2 separate regions of the Mus musculus genome follow, and region 1 is linked to region 2. A link is a contact called in ENCODE POLR2A ChIA-PET data. All regions are on one chromosome and are shown on one strand. The core of a region is the stretch at or near the end of the contact, and the rest is flanking DNA. Distances in the headings are between cores, read along the strand shown. Region 1 has its middle 5.8 kb from the start of Gm51270. Region 2 holds the start of Socs5 (suppressor of cytokine signaling 5).

Evidence for each region. ChIA-PET counts read pairs that join two places held with the same protein, here RNA polymerase II (POLR2A).
Region 1: POLR2A ChIA-PET joins it to region 2 with 23 read pairs in Patski. The contact joins the enhancer-like site here to the promoter of Socs5 in region 2. POLR2A ChIA-PET finds 5 or more read pairs at or near these places in 2 of 5 experiments (Patski and embryonic stem cell).

The regions. Positions count from the first base shown.
Region 1 is chr17:87,223,425-87,228,634 of GRCm38, reverse strand. No RefSeq gene overlaps it. Among named protein-coding and RNA genes, the nearest start is that of Gm51270, 5.8 kb to the right of the region's middle. Within about 2 kb of position 2,339, at least 1 of the 3 ENCODE cell types and tissues checked has a DNase peak (open chromatin) inside an H3K27ac peak, as active enhancers do.
Region 2 is chr17:87,104,718-87,109,556 of GRCm38, reverse strand. It overlaps Socs5 (suppressor of cytokine signaling 5), which reads right to left and starts at 1,878. Exons shown (of 3, transcript NM_019654.2): 1 at 1,510-1,878. Gm30510 (a long non-coding RNA gene) reads left to right here and starts at 2,210. Exons shown (of 2, transcript XR_877091.1): 1 at 2,210-2,299.

The DNA of each region.
Region 1 (5,210 bases), core at 1,090-3,589, 120 kb before region 2:
TGTGTATGTGTGTGTGCGTGTGTGTGTGTATGTGTGTGTGTGTGTGTGTGTGAGAGTGTGTGTGTGTGCGTGTGTATGTGTGTGCGTGTGTGTGTGAGTGTGTGTGTGTGTGTGCGTGTGCGTGTGTGAGAGTGTGTGTGTGTGTGAGTGTGTGTGCGTGTGTGTGTGTGTGTGTGTGCGTGTGCGTTTGTGTGTGTGTGTGTGAGTGTGTGTGTGTGAGTGTGTGTGTGTGTGAGAGAGTGTGTGTGTGTGTGTGCGTGTGCTTTTGTGTGTGTGTGTGTGTGTGTGTGTGTGTGTGTGTGTGTGTGTGCAAGGGAGGCTTCCATTTGTGTTCTGCTAGAGAGCTGGGGATGAGATGCTGGATTGCATCTCCGGGGAACAGAGATAAAAGGGAAGACCTGTGGGCAGCCTATCTGATTTTCTGGCAGGCATGGCCTGTGGGTTATCAGGGGGTACCTATTGGAGTTGTGGGCTGAGGATAAAGTGACCAAGTGCTTGGGGGGATGGTTAGGAGGAGACGAACTGTGAGATCCTTAGGAGATATGGGCCAGGACGGGGGAGGGAGAGGAAGGCTGCAGCTGGTGTTCTGTTGAAGCACTAGGCATGGGACTGGGGATTGGATTTAGAGGGGAGGAGGGAGTGGTGAGGTCTTCAGTTAGCTTACCTATTTCCCTGTTCTGCTTAGCTGGTGTGTTCTCAGGGAATGCCTGTGGTGTTGGAGGCTGGGAGCGTCATTCATCAGGCTTTCTTGATCCTCTCTCCATCTTATTCAGTCTGGTCATCCAATTCATGTTTAACGTGGGTCTCCCCTCCTCAGTTAAATGTCCCTAGAAGCACCCTCAAACAGCTAAGCAGAGGCGTGTCTCCTGCGTGGTTCTAAAGCCAGTCAAGTTGACAATGGTTTGGCATCATACCCAGGGTCTCTGAATGTTTACTTGCTCATCTGTAAAATGTGAACTCTAATCCTACCCTGTACACAGGACTAAGTGGGAGCATGCATGTGTCATGCCTCACACATGATGGGAAGTATACGGCATGGTTCTCTCCCAGGCGCTGACTTCTGTGAAGCCATTTTCAAAGCAGCAGAGGAAGTGTTAATCTTTTATAAAGGATAAGTCAACTACTTTATTTTTAAAGACAAGGTCTCACTGTGTAGTCCTGGCTGGCTTGGATTTCAGAGAGGGCTATCTGCCTCTGCCTTCCAAGTGCTGAGATTAAACACATGTAGTACCATGCCCGTGAATGGACTCTTTGAGAAATACTTGCAAGGTCACAGAACCCAGCACAGGTGAACCGTAAAGGAACTAGTGTTTTCAAAGGCCGCTGGAGATGGGGAGTTTCAAACGCACGGTTTCTTCCCAGTGAGCAAACAACATGGAACAAAAGCAGAGTGTCTACTCTTCAGCAATGCTACTGTAAGTACATACATATGTGTTTGCAGCAGTTTTCATTCATAGCATTGTTTTCAATGTAAAAAATAAATTAAATGTCTGCCATAGGGTGCCTTCACCAAGCTCAGACATAGCCTTACCTCAAAAAACACATTTGGGAATGACTGTGACCATGTTGGTAAACCAGTGTGTGTCTGTAATGGAAATCCAAGTTTGTCAAGATGGAAAGGGTTCTGTATATATCACTGAATAAATAACATGGGTTCCAAATGAGGACATGAACAGTGTGAAAACTCAGGGATGGTGACACTTGTAGAACAAATGTCCTAGGCGGTTTCTGAGGCCCCTATCCCTAGATAAAAAGACATCTTTGATTGTTCACACAGTCCCCTCGGCCAGCTGCAGGGACACCTACTTAGTCACACATACTGTAGTCACACACAGCTCAGAAACCAGTCCCAGTGCTTTTGAGTTTATGCTCCAAAATGCTGCCACACCATGGATCAGAGGCTCTTTGCCTCAGTTTCCCCAGAACAGGGAAGCAGTGTTTCTATCCTCCATAAGCCAAGGAGAGTTCAGGCTAACGCAGAGATGAGAGACTAAGGTTAAACCTTCTCTGAGTCCTCAACTGTATACGGAACAGAGGGGACCCAGTCAGCAGTGGTCATACGACATGGTTGTCTGGATTCTCAGCCCCAAGGCACAGACAGGCACTGTTCTGTAAAACACCAAGTGCAGGGTGCAGAAAGGTCAAGATTCAGGCTGCTTGCCCCGAAGGAGCTGAGCCCAGGGGAAAGCAAAGAATGCAAACCTCCATGTGACTGGCAAGAGAGAAGGTGACCTAGCCAGGGAGGCAGGGCCTCTGTGCTGGACCTGAAGAGGGGGTGTTGTAGAGGCAGTGTGAGCTTCATGGATGGAGGAAGCAGCTCCTGTTGGGATCCTCTGGGTGGCAGCTTCACTCTCTTGCATTCTGTCTTTCTGCTGTGTGGTCTGCAGAACACCGGATGTGCCACCAACGAGCCAGCATCATGCGGTTGGCAATCAGGAGGACATTGTGCAGAGCCTGGAATTCAATCCCGCATTCCACTCCCAGCCTTGTTAAGCACATCCAGACAGGAGGATCCCATATGGAGACTGCTCGGGGGCCCCACGGCAGCCGAGCAAGTGCTGGAAGGAGGGTGGTTCCCAGAGGGATGGAGTGAAGTCCAGGTCCCCACTGTAGCCACTCAGACATGGCTCCAGCCAGTGGTAGATACAGACTCTAGCCCTGATATCTTTGAGACATAGCTTGTGGCTGAAGGACTACCCCAAATGTGTTCAGAAACTGTAATCCGCCAGGATTACAACTGTAAATGTTGCCTTACTTCCGTGGGCATGGAAAAGCATGTGTGTGCGCGCGCCCAGGGAGGGACGAGGCCTTCCGACTGCTGCCGTGGAAGAATCAATGCACACGGCTCTACTCATGGCTGTGACGGAACTGAGGTTCCTACAGGCAGAGGACAGATGTCTTTCTGTCTTTTATAGCCTCTGAGATGAAGGTTCTCCCTCGCCTAGTCTTCACCCGACCCATGTGAGGACAGACTGTTCCTTACAGAACGATGGCGGGGTGTATCGACTGGAAAGAATGTTCCACAATAGTCTCTAACTGGACAATCGAAGTCTAGAGCCTGTGACTGGGCAGGAGACAGAGGAAGGGAGGACTTGAGATGGAGTAGGGGGTCTCAGGTAGGGACCACAACAAGAAGAAAAGGGTAGTGGGAAAAGGAAGTAGCCATGATACAGGATGGACCCTGGGGATGGATCATGGGCCCGTGACCAAGAGAAAATCACCCAGTAACACACACTGAGTAGCGCAAACAGAACAAGACTCAGTTGGCCATGAATATGGGAGTCTATGGTTGGGTTGTAGGTTAGACCATCTCAGAACTTGCCCAGTTTAGGCTTACAGCTTGTTAATAAATTCATATGTCCCTCTGTTGTTTATTCAGGAGTTCTATGGGCTAGAAAGGACTTACAGAAGTTGTATTTCTTTTTAAAAATTATTAGTTAGTATGTGTGCATGTGTATGTGTGTGTACCCATGATGTGTGTGTGTGTGTGTGACTTACAGAAGTTGTATTTCTTTTTAAAAATTATTAACTAGTGTGTGAGTGAGTGAGTGTGTGTGTGTGTGTGTGTGTGTGTGTGTGTGTGTCTGCCACATGCAGATGGAACTCAGGTCATCAGGTTTGATGTCCCATGCCTCTACCTACTGAGACATCTTACTGGGCCCTGAAGTTGTCATTCAGAGCGTCCTTTCATACTGAGCATGCAGAGAGGGAGTAGCTTCCCTAAATCTAATTCTCTGATATCATATCTGGAATCTGAGCTCTAAGGTAAGGTTGGTGTACTGGGTGAGGACTGGCCCTCTGGGACAGAACTCTGCAGTGAGAAGGTGCTGGGATTGTCCTGCACTGGCATGCCTGACACAGTGACAGTGTCATTTGCACAGAGGCTGCCTTTGTTCCTTCAGTTTTTCCTCCCCGCCTACCTAGGCCAGGGCTCAGGGCTGGAGAGTGCTGTGGTCCTTGTGTGAAGATTTTCTTCTGACTCCTAGAGGAAACTGCTCTGGAAACTGTGGTTCATTCCCGACCCTGAGGGCTCATCAGGTACTCCATGGTCCTCCAGATGGCCTGGGAGTGAGGGAGGCAGGGGAGGACCATGTGTCCAAGAAGACAAAGCTCACATGTGGGGTGCCTGGAGAAGGTGTGTTTTAAGTTTTATCTTAGGGTGGGAACAAAGGGACAGGCTACCATTTTTTTTTCTCTGAGTGGCAGTTGGTAGAGTAGATGTCATCAAAGAAAAGATACTGAGGCATTTTATTCTTTAAAGAAATGTTCTCATGAAGCCCCAAATGGCTCCATTATTCATGTAGATGAGAGTTCCTGATTTCCTTGCTTCTTGTTCAGTGCTAAGATTTCGGGTGTGAGCTAGAATGCTCAGGTTGTGTAGTCCTGGGGGCTCAACACAGGCCCTTCTGCATGCTAGGTAAGCCCTATACCTGCCTTTTAGAGCATGTGCCAGCAGCTGTGAGAAGGTCAGAGGTCCAAGTGTGAGGCAAGGGCCACTATGATTGTGGAAGAGGTTATAATTGATACTCATAGGCTTTGAGATCCAGCTCTAAGGATACACAACCTGTGTCAGCATCTTCCATTGTCATGGACACAGGGAGTTTTATGGTTGTTCTGTGTAGCAGTGGAGGCAGGAGGTCAAATCTTCATACTGAGCCCGTGGTCTTCTAGAAAGACTGAACACTTGCTCAGTAAGATTTTAAATATCTAAAACAAACCAGAACGTATTAGGAAATCCTAGAATCGAGCCCCGCAAACCTGGGAAGACCTTGGTATCTTTGGGAGAAAAACCTTTTGAAATGTAAGTGGAGATGAAAGAAAGCAAGCATCTCATCCAGTTGCTCTATGGAAGGAGTTGTCTCTGGGCTGTTGTCTAGTGAACAGGCAGCAGAGGAGGCTGCTTCTCCTTCTGGCTTGAGCCCCTGAGACCCCAAAGCCTATCTCCAGTGACATACCTCCTCCAACAAGCCTGTACCTACTGGAACAAAGTCCTACTTCCTAATAGTGCCACTCCCTGAAGGTCTGTGTGGGGGTTGCATTTCTATTTAAACTACCACACATATACACACATACACACATATACTTTAAACAAGACTGAACTGGGATTAATCAGAGATGTGAATGCTGATGGCTGTCATCAAGCATCAGTCAGAGCAGAAAAGGAAACATGGTGAGGACTTTGCAACCTAAGAGCAGCCCATTTGAAACAT
Region 2 (4,839 bases), core at 629-3,128:
GATTCTCAAGGTGAATCATGCAGAAGCCATTATAATGTCAAAAGGTGTTATGTTTCAATATTTTAAGCTGCTGTTTTGTATGCCAGTACATTCTCCCTAAGGACAAACGGTAAAATTCAAGGACAATAAGAAGAAAAATATATAATTAACCACTACTTTTTCAAGAACTGGGAAGAACCATTAAAAATATTAGCACTTTTTTGCAGAAATGTTTTAATTAGCCAGCAAAGTAGCCTTCAGATTTTTTTTCCCCCTAAATGTTAAGGACTCCCTAATCAAGTGAGTTTTCATTTTGTAAGCCATAGGAAACTCAACAAATGTATGAAATTAGTAATACAGGTGTGAGTTTAACAGGAGACTACAGACTAGCTGTGCAATTCTCAGCTTACTCTTTCTAGTCCACAGACATGAAAAAGGTAACATCCCTGCAGGACAATCACAAAGGTGAACTCCAGACAACAGTCACCGCTTCCTGCTGTGTCTTCCTTCCGTTGCTAGGCCGATTTCAAAAAGGGACTATGAATCCGAGAGACTATTAAGATTAAAGTACGCATTTGACTAAATTCCCAACTGTTAGAACACTCGAGCTCATTTTAGCAGAGCCTTCTAACACCAGCATCTTTTTCATTTCATTCCTTAAAGAGAAACCATTTTTAAACTTCTATAGAACATGCAGTTCAATTTTACACGGCCCTGTAAAGAAACAGTTAAAAGCAAGCATGACTTAATCGTCTTCTAGGATAAATGTCAGTAAATCGTAATAGGACAGTCTAGCCTAGTGTTAACTTTGAAAGGAGCAGGCCTCCGGTGTAGATGAGAAGCTGCTGTAAGAATGTCAAGGTGTAGTTGGAAGAATGTCCAGGAGAACTGGTAACTGCCCAACCCCATCAAATATATACATACAATTTAAAATAAGGAATCACTGACGAAGTCCAGCAGCCAGCCACCTTTTGCTTGGAACACCAAAATAAAAAAATGCCAAAAGCTCGTGGCTGACCCCCATAGCCTTCAAAGTTGAGAACCAAACCAAGGGTATTCACGTTGTTCCTCAGCATCCTTCTGTCAATGCAACTCCCTCTCCACAAACTCACTCCGCTTCAGCTACTCGAATGCCCAAGTCCCAGCACCAAAGAACCATTTATTAAAAGCTCAAGGACTTGGAGCGGGGTCTTCCTTGCGGCCGCCTCCGCATCCTGTAATAACCACCCCAGGTTAAACCCCCCAGAGATGCTCCAGTCTTTTCCCGCATCCACGCTCCCCGGTCCTTCCTTCACGTCCCGGTAGACCTTTTATCGTCGCCCTTGAGGACCCTCAGGTCGGAGCTATGGAGCTCTTAGGTGACCTGCCTGGACCCCCTCTACCCTTGGCAGTGGGCACCGACGACCTCCCCCACCCAGTCTCGACCCACCACGACCCCGATGACGAATGCCCTCCTATCGGCCCCAGACGACCCCTTCTTCCCCTTAGGTGTCCCGACTCCCACCGAAAAGCAATTCCTCCGAGACGTACCGAGAGCCTACTGCGAGTAAGCTCCCACTACGCGCGGCGGCACCGTGCGCAGGGGCTCAACGCCCCGGCTTGTCTTCCTCTTCCCGGCGGATCCATCCCGGCCCGAGGGCCGTGCCGCCTGCGCCGAGGTGCGGAGGCGCCCACCGGAGGAGGACTGCGCCGGGGGAAAACGGGGACCCGGGCAAGGAGAGGCGGCCGCTTGAGGGCAGGCGCCGGGCGACCGCGGGGGACACTCAGCGGCCGGGACACGCGCGGCGGCCTCATCCAGGGCACCTGCGGCCAGGCAAGGATGGGCCGGGGCAGCGCAGTCAGCGACAGGGCGAGCGCGACCGCCCGCGCGTCCCGTCCTCCGCTCCTGCCGGGCCGGCGGCGCAGCCTCGCTTCCTCCGGACGGAGCCCGGGGACCCCAGCTCGGCCGGATGCCCCCGCCAGCCCCCACCCCTTCCCGGCCGCCTCCCCCTCGTCACCCTCTCCCCTCCCCCCGCCCCCCCAGCCCCCCACCGGAATGGAAAATACCTCCCGGGGTGGGGGGCGGGCTGGGCCACGCCTCTCTGAAGGGCAGCCTACCGTGACCAATGGCAGGCGGGGCTCCAGGTGGGCGGGACTCCCGGCGGCCAATCCAGAGGCGGGTAGGTGAAGGCCGGAGGAGGGAGGCTGGGAGCTAAAGAGGGGAGGCCGGCGAGTTAAGGAGGTCCGGCCGCGCTGGTGCGTGCTGTGCGCGGCTGCCATTTTGGAGTCGGGCAGCTGAGACAAGCGGCCGGGTTCGGCCGAAGAGGGAGGAGCCAGTCAGGTGGGAGAGAGGCTGACACGTGGGCGGGGTGGGCGGGGCCAAGCGGGCTCGGACTGGAGGGGAGGGGGAGAGGCCCGGGAGGCTAGGAGGCTGGAGAGGGTCACGTGGCCGTGGAACGGGCTAGGGGTGGGCGCTCGGGTGGAAGGTCAACCCGAGGTGCGGGTGGGGAGTAGCTTTGTTCCTTTGGGCTCCGTTAGGGAGACCAAGGGGAAAATGCTGAATGGAGGTTGCGAGTGCCGGGTAGGAAAAAAATGTGAATGAGTCTCCCTAGCTCCCTTCAGCATGGAGCCATCCGAGTCACTGAATTCCAATATTCAACGGGAAACCGGGCACCTCATTGAATTCAACTCTTCCTATCCAGGCTCTCAGCTGCCACGAAGATGAGTCATACACGAGGGGAGGGGTGTTGTCGCTTCCTCTCTTTGCTTGCATTTTATGTGGATCGCCCCGGCCGTGGAAATGACAGCAAGGACAGAGAAGTGAATGGGGGGTTGTGATACCCGCGAGACTCCTCAGCTGCCCCTTTAGAACCGTGGTTACCACCGCTTCTTGGCCTTTTGGCTAAGATCAAGTGTAGAACCGTGGTTACCACTCGTAAGCTAACTGGCCACTTCTTAGACATACTACTTTCCGGTGCTCAGACAAAAAGACTTGTTTACTTCATGATTCAAATACAGTAGTCTGTTCCCCCTGCGTATCTCCCCAAAGTGGTCCTTCTATCAGCGGCATACACATAGGGTCACACACACCTTAGTCCGGTTTGTTTGAAACAGTCTCACTGTATAGCCTAGCATGATTTGGAACGCAATATGTAGCCCAAGCTGTCTTCTAGGTAATGGTGCTCCTACTTCAACCTGCTGAATATTGAGATTTTTGACCACCTTTAGTCTTTAATGCTTTGCAGTGGGACCGGCAGACTACCTTTTTCTTGAAGGCTTTTCTTAGACTCTTTTCAGCCCCACCCTACCTTTCTTAACATTGTACACCCTCAGATTGCTTTCTCAGTTATTTTTCAACTGTCTGTTCTCTTTGACTCCTTGAGAGTAGCAGGTTCTGGCCCTCAGCCCTCTTATTTGGAAGGCACACAGTGCACAGGAGATGATCTAGCCATTCAGATAGAATCACGGATGGACGTCCGGCGTCCGGTCAGTGAGGGCCAGATCTGCATTCCTAAGCAGCTTTTAGCCGCTCTACTTGTCTATTGGAGTAAGTTCCACATTGGAACCCATACTTTCCGAACTTCCCCAAGCCTTCTCCTCCTCTGTTCCTTGTATTGTTTTACAGTACCACATTAGCTTTCTCTCCAGAGCTCTTGGAACCAGAGAACAAGCCTCTCTCCACTTTCTTACTGCTCCAGCATCTCCCTATCTGCTATAATTTGGACCTGGGATGTTCTTCACAGGCCTATGAATTACTCTTGGTCCTTGGCATGAAGGTGGTGTACCCTTTAAAAGACAGAGAGGCTAGTGGGAAGCTTTAGGTCATGGAGGGGGGTTATAGTGAGTTGTGAGACCCTCATCCTTTTGCTTCACTTCCTGTGCAGGATGCGAGCAGTTTTGTTCTACAGGCTCTGCCCTCTTCTAGTGAGCTTTAGCTGTTAGCCTGACACACCTCAGCATTATCTGAAAGGAAGCTCACATGGAGGACTACCTTGATCAGCTTGGCTCTTGGATGTGTCTGTCAGCATTTTCTTGGTTGCTCATTGTTGTAGGAGGGCCCAGCCCTTCTTGGCCTTGCATCCCCTGGGCAGTGAACTTGTCAGTCTTTCTATGAGAAAGGCAGCTAGCCTTCCTACGCTCATCATTGCAGTGCTGTAAACCTGACCGACACACTTCTCATGGTGTCACACTGACCACTGATCGTATGAGCTAAGCGCCGTCTCTCCATTTTGCCACCTTCGCTTCCTCCCTTGTGCCATTTAATCATTAGGCCAATATTTATTCAGCATTTTAGTATTAGCTCAAGATGTAATGGTCAACAAAACTGACAAGGTTGCTGATGGGGCAACACAAACCATATGCGAGTAAATTAATAACTCGGTAAGCCAGGAGTGACATGCGTTCCAAAAACCAAAACAGGAGAAGCTAGCAGGACCTCTGAGTTGTTCCTGGGCTTCTCACTGCAGGTGCCCTGCCTGCCTCTTGCTTCTCCTCAGAGGGGACTGCCCAGGTTCTCACCTGCTCTTGGGTTGTTCTCCTTCATCTGCTCAGGGTGTGTCCTGTTTCTATCTCTGATGCCTAAGTGAGAATCCTCCACATAGATGGTAAGCTGTTCTTGCCTCGGATCAGGATCACGGGGGACACTGAAGAGTTTGTTTGTTAGCTACTCTGTAGCCCTAAAACTCATGCTGGTCTTCCTGTCTCATCCTCTTGAGTGCAGAGATTACAGCTATGAGCCACCATGTCCAGCAGGGGTAATGCTATCCATCTCTGTGCCTGTACAGTGCCTCGGCTCAGAATAGATGCTCACCGTGAGTGTTCATTGAATCGTGAGTGCCCTGATGCTCGAGTCAGGCTACCACAAGAGCAGCCCTAGCCCAA